Linked DNA regions of Homo sapiens: region 2 is linked to region 1. The links are chromatin loops, found by intact Hi-C in ENCODE. Cell type or tissue: PC-3. All regions are shown on one strand. Each heading gives the region's core, and the rest is flanking DNA. Links, peaks and the distances in the headings are about the cores only. Region 1 overlaps PYROXD2 (pyridine nucleotide-disulphide oxidoreductase domain 2). Region 2 overlaps HPSE2 (heparanase 2 (inactive)).

Region 1 (2,801 bases), core at 5-2,504:
ATACGCAGGACTCACCCCATCTGGAGCACCTTGTTTTAACAGGACATTGACAGCCTGGAGGGCATTGACAGGAGGACAACTAAACTCCTTCCAGGAATATTGTCTTTCCAAAACTATAATGGAGAGCGTTTATTTTACCAGCATCACATCTTGGGCTATGACCTTAATGTTCTATCTCAATTGATCCTTACCTGTAAGTCAAGAGCCATGTTATAATCAGGGAACTAAAGTTCAGGGGTTAAATTCACACAGCTAGAAAGTGATGGAGAATTCAAGCCAAGGCCTGACTGTCTCCTACTCCTTGTTCTTGAGCTATGATGCGCTCAGGCCTCTTGGTACCAATACCGCCCAGACTCACACGTCTCTGGCTCTTGGTACTTTGCGGTGAACGTGGTGATAGAGTGCCCCTGGCAGCTCCAGCGCAGTGTGCACAGAGGCTGAGACTGGAGCTGCTGGAAACCGGCCGGCTGCGTCTGCCTCCCTGCTCCACAGCTCACCAGCTGCGTGATTTCACCACGTGGTGCCTTCTTTTCCTCATCTGTAAGAGGGAATAGTAACAGCAGCTGCCTCCTAAGGCCACATCAGCACAGTGCCTGGTGCACAGAGGGCTCAGTACTTGTCGCTATTATTATTACCCCCATTTGGCACTTGAGAAAACTGAGGCTCCAGAAAGACCCATGGCTGGAGACTACTCACCCACCCTGCCACTTATAAGGCTGTATCCAATTAGAGTGAGCCCTCAACTAAAGTGAGAGGCTTGGCTTTGGCACCACTGCCCCTCCTCCCCTCCTTGAGCCAAAGCACCCTCCACTGACCCGCTGTGGTCCCCACCAGGGCCTGCCTCCCCTTCCTGGGTGTTAGTTTCCACAGCTGTCAATGCGAGCACTGACTTGGATCACCTCCCGGTTCCATCCACCTAGTAAATGAGTTTGCTTTTGCAGCGGCCCTGCGCTGGATGATGGAATCCAGGCTGGAAGGGCAGAGCCTTTGCACTGGTGGAGAAGGGGGTGTGGAGGGGGGCTTTTCATCCCCTTCAGCCATAAGCCACCTTCCCCATCTCCCCCTGGGCCAGCCTTGACCTCACTGCCAGAGGCAATCCCATCCTCCCTCCCCTCCCTCACTGACCTTCTGGGTCTCACTCAGCCTTATTCATTTTGCTCTTGCTTTTCTCCTGGAAATCTCTCTAAGGTAGGGCTCTAATTTGCAGGGCCACAAAGTATGACCTGGGAAACTGCTGGGGAAACTGCTGGGGAAACCCCAGGGGTTCTTGCTCACGAGTCTGATTCTGTGGCAGTGGTGGGGCCCAGAAACGGTCGTTTTTATGGCATTCTCAGGTCATTCTGAAAGAGGAGGCCCCCAGAACATAACTTTGAGAACCACACCCTTTAAATCTCTTGTATCTCTGGTCCTTTAGACACACACACAGATACACCCTTCACACACACACACCCTTTCCAACAATTTCCACCCAGGATGACTGTGCATGCTGAGAACTCTCATGGGGTAAATAAAAGAAGGGTTTGCTTTCATTTTGTTTTTTTGGGTTTTTTTTCTGTTTTTTAAGAAAAAAGCTTCATAATCCGAACAAATCTTGTGGATATAATCTGATGGTTATTTAACATTCCCCTTCTCATTCAGACTCCACATAATTAAACCTATTGTTAAAAGAAAAACCTTCACTAAATTAAATTTAATAGAGTTTAATTGGGCAAAGAATGATTCATAAATGAATCAGGCTCCCGAGCTGGAGTATGCTCACAGTCTCCAGCACAGCTCCATGGTAGAAGAAGATTTATAGACAGAAAGTGAAAAGTGATGTACAGAAAATGGAATTGAGGTACAGAAACAGCTGGATTGGTTACAGCTCAGTGTTTGCCTTATTTGAACGCAGTTTAAACAGTTGGTCCCCTTTGATTGGCCAAAACTCGGCGATTGACACAGAAGTAGGTTACAGTCTGTTTACGCCTCCTTCTAGGTTATAGTTCACTAGGAACAGAGAAACCTTTAGGTTGAGCTTAAAGTATTTAAGGAGGCAGCTTTAAGCTAAATTTGATTTAACACCATTAAGAATGACAGAGCCTCCATTTAGAAGAGCCTCCATTTAGGTTTCATTATGAATCAAATGAAAAGTGATTCATAGTCAATTAGTTATACTTAAAATAACTTTTGGATTCCTCTTAGGTCCCTGATTTGGAGGGTTTATTCGTTCATTCAGTCCATGTTTCTGAGCACCTGCTATGTGCCAGGCACTGAGAGAAGCCCTTGGGTGTACGGCAGTGAACTAGGAAGGCAAGGACACTGCTCTTAGGCAGAGAACTTCAGGGAGAGTGCCAAGAAGAAAAGAAAAGAAGGCAGCATTAGAGAAAGAGAGTGGAGATTCCAGCCTAGATGGTGACCAGGAAGGACATCTTCCTCAAGGAGGTGACATTTGAGCTGGTATTCAGGTACCAAGAGGTCACCAGCAGCAGCCATGTGGACATCTAAGCAGTCTCCAGTCAGAGGGAAGAAGAGAAGGACCCACCCAGGCAGGCGTGAGCAGAGGGCAGGTCAGTGTGGACAGAGCAGACAGGCAGAGAGCACCAGATGGGGGTGGGAGGGGCAGGACTGCATTTTATCCAAGTGCAGCGAGAAGCCAGTGAGGTGTGTGATCAGGAAGTTCACTGCTAGGATTTGTGACTTTACAAAGGTCAGCCCACCTGCTGGCTGGTGAGGACTCGGAGGAAACAGGAGGGGGTCGCATGTGGAGCACTAGGCCGCCGCTGCAGCGGTTCCCAAAATGGCGGCTTGGAGAGACGCGCACA
Region 2 (2,801 bases), core at 278-2,777, 56 kb before region 1:
GCCTGTAATCCCAGCATTTTGGGAGGCCAAGGCAGGTGGATCGCTTGAGGTCAGGAGTTCGAGACCAGCCTGGCCAACATGGTGAAACCCCGTCTCTACTAAAAATACGAAAATTAGCCAGGTGTGGTGGCACATGCCTGTAGTCCCAGCTACTCGGGAGGATGAGGCAGGAGAATCATTTGAACCCAGGAGGCAGAGGTTGCAGTGAGCCAAGAATGCACCACTGCACTGCAGCCTGGGCAACAGATCGAGACTCCATCTCAAAAAAATAAATAAATAAAAATAAAAAGAACAACAACAACAAAAACACCATATCTTAAGTATATGGTTCATTATGCTTTCAAAGCACTTTCATATTTCTTATTTCATTTCTTTGGTGCCTATATAACGTTCTTACAGATGCAAAAGCTACAGGGCAGTGAGGTTAGGGGATTTGCCAAAGCCATCTAGCTAGTTAGCAACTTGGCTCCTGGAATTCGAGATTTCAGTAGAGAATCTTCACCATGCTTCCTGGTTCTACTCTTAGCTTTTTAACCAACCAATAAAGAAACCAGAATAGGGCCTGTTCCAGGACAACTACTCCTTATTAGTATAGATTTTTAAAGGTTTGCTAATCACACGTTGTTTTGCACTCCCCAGAACCCAAAGATGTCAATACTGTGGGATCATCTGAATCTAAAAGGGCATTACCTAATTCTTCAGAAGAAAGGTTTGCACCTAATTCTGTATATGGGAGAAACCATTGAAGGTTTTCTAGCAGAGACCTGATATAAATTTGAGTATGCCTTAGAAAGATTAATCGGTATTATTGAACTCGTGTTTGACTGTGCTTATATCTGGGTGATAGATATTCATAGCACCTGAAACAAAATAATGAAAATACACTGTGAAGACCCATCTGGGCTTCTTTTGTAACTGAACCACTCTCCTCACCCTGCCTTCCACTCCAATGAGTAGGCTGTCTTCACTACAGAGGGTCACTTCTCATATTTGGAAGCAAAAGCTCCTTGCATATCTGATGCGGTCAACACTGACCTTCAGATCTCAATTCTCCCACCCCATGCCTTCCAGAGGCAGGCCTCGCTCTCCATATAGAAGCCTCCTACTCACTTATTCACTCAGTCATTCTAGCAAAGGGAGGGGGCCTGCTCCCTCTGGCCTATCAGATCTGGACCTAGCCCAAACTTACCCATGTGGGGCCAGGCCTGGATCTCTTCTCTGCCTAGCTCTCCATTGGGAGCAATTTACAACACACTTATCTCTGGGAATTCACTGCTCTATTGGGCATGGGTCTGATTATCTCTCTCTAAAGCAGTCTATCATTCATAGCACAGAAGGAACACTAAACAAAGACCTCTATATCAATTTATAACATTCTATTCTCTTTACAGCTCAGATGATGTCACGGCAATGTTATCACACTGGAGGTTGGGCAAGGCCCAGAAACAGTCATCACTATGCAATGTTGATTTTCTGAGGGTGACTCACAACCTTATTTCCAGCTGGTGGCCTGTTTCTGGCCTTTTCTGCTGACCCATAAAACTAAGCTTCCACCTGGGTGCATGGCTGTCAGGAACAGCTGGAACATTATCTGGATTCTGGTACCATAGGTCAAGGATAGGTGGCATTTCCCTCTATCCAGCATAAGATGAGCTGTTTCTCTTTTCTAAGTTTGCTATGTATGTAGTCCCCCTTCTCAGGGTGAAAGTGGCTGGCTATACAGAAAGGATAAAAGCAAGATAGATGAATTGTGATCACAAATGCCTACTTTATCACTTACTTTGCTGTTTTGCTAAATGGAAACATCTGTTAATATTAAATATGAAAACTCATTTTTTGTTTTTTTTAGGGACAGAGTTTCTCTGTCACCCAGGATGGAGTATAGTGGTGTAATCTTGGCTCACTGCAGCCTCAACCTCCCAGGCTCAAGTGATCTTCCCACTTCAAACTCCTGAGTAGCCACCATGCCAGGCTAATTTTGCTTTTATATTGTTTGTAGAAATGGGGTCTCGCTATGTTGCTCAGGCTAGTCTCAAACTCCTGGACTCAAGCGATCCTCCCTCTTCAGCCTCCCAAAATGCTGAGATTATAGGCATGAGCCACTGCACCCAGCCAAAACTCATTCTTAAATTAGAAAAAGTAGAGGTGTTACCTATGTCTCTGTCTCCCTTCCGTATAACCTTAGACAAGCAAGGTAATGTCAGTTATCTAATCTGTCAAGTAAATTAATGAGATATGAGTTAAATAGATTTCTGAAGTCATCTTAAGCCCATGTATCATTCCACAGGTAAAAACTCTTTAGGTGGAAAAGTCAAACTGAGCTGATATTGTGATTTTTAAAAAATAGGAATGAAACATTCCAGCTTCTGCATCACAGACTTTTCACTTGTCTAAATGTGTCTATGGAGGTAGACTACCTGGGTTCAAACCCTGGACCTCCAAGCTGTGTGACTTGGGACAAGTCACCTAGCCACTCTAGATAAAATGGGGATAATGATATTAATAGTTACTTACCTCAGGGGAGTGGGGGGGTTGTTGGGATGTTTGAATGAGTTATTAAAGTAAAGCACCTAGGTCAGAATCTAGGGCATAGCCAGTAACAATAAGTGTCAGCTGTGTGTGTGTATCAGACACTGCCAGGCCATCTGGGGCTAGGCTTTGTTGCAGTGGCTCCCTTATAATGCAATAATGAGTCCCATACTGTTTTTCCTCACTGTAGGTCAGTGCAACTGAATGGCCAGCCCTTAGTGATGGTGGACGACGGGACCCTCCCAGAATTGAAGCCCCGCCCCCTTCGGGCC

What was found. A loop is a pair of places that touch in the nucleus more often than their neighbours do. Peaks named below come from ENCODE experiments on the same cell type or tissue, not always from the same donor. Only the 100,000 strongest peaks of a DNase experiment are listed, where the experiment ranks them.
Region 2: it touches region 1 in a loop (6-fold over the local background); 1 of 110 quality-filtered maps calls a loop at or near these places.

Annotation. Positions count from the first base shown.
Region 1 is chr10:98,403,312-98,406,112 of GRCh38, reverse strand. The region is part of intron 4 of PYROXD2 (pyridine nucleotide-disulphide oxidoreductase domain 2); the gene reads left to right. Among named protein-coding and RNA genes, the nearest start is that of MIR1287, 9.4 kb to the right of the region's middle. RefSeq lists an enhancer at 1,143-1,192. In PC-3, for the core only: no CTCF peak of the experiment used is centred there; DNase peaks (open chromatin) are centred at 1,462 and 1,842; H3K4me3 peaks cover 1,421 bases; H3K27ac peaks cover 2,225 bases.
Region 2 is chr10:98,459,658-98,462,458 of GRCh38, reverse strand. HPSE2 (heparanase 2 (inactive)) reads left to right here. Exons shown (of 12, transcript NM_021828.5): 12 at 2,720-2,801. Among named protein-coding and RNA genes, the nearest start is that of HPS1, 14 kb to the right of the region's middle. In PC-3, for the core only: no CTCF peak of the experiment used is centred there; a DNase peak (open chromatin) is centred at 1,468; H3K27ac peaks cover 465 bases.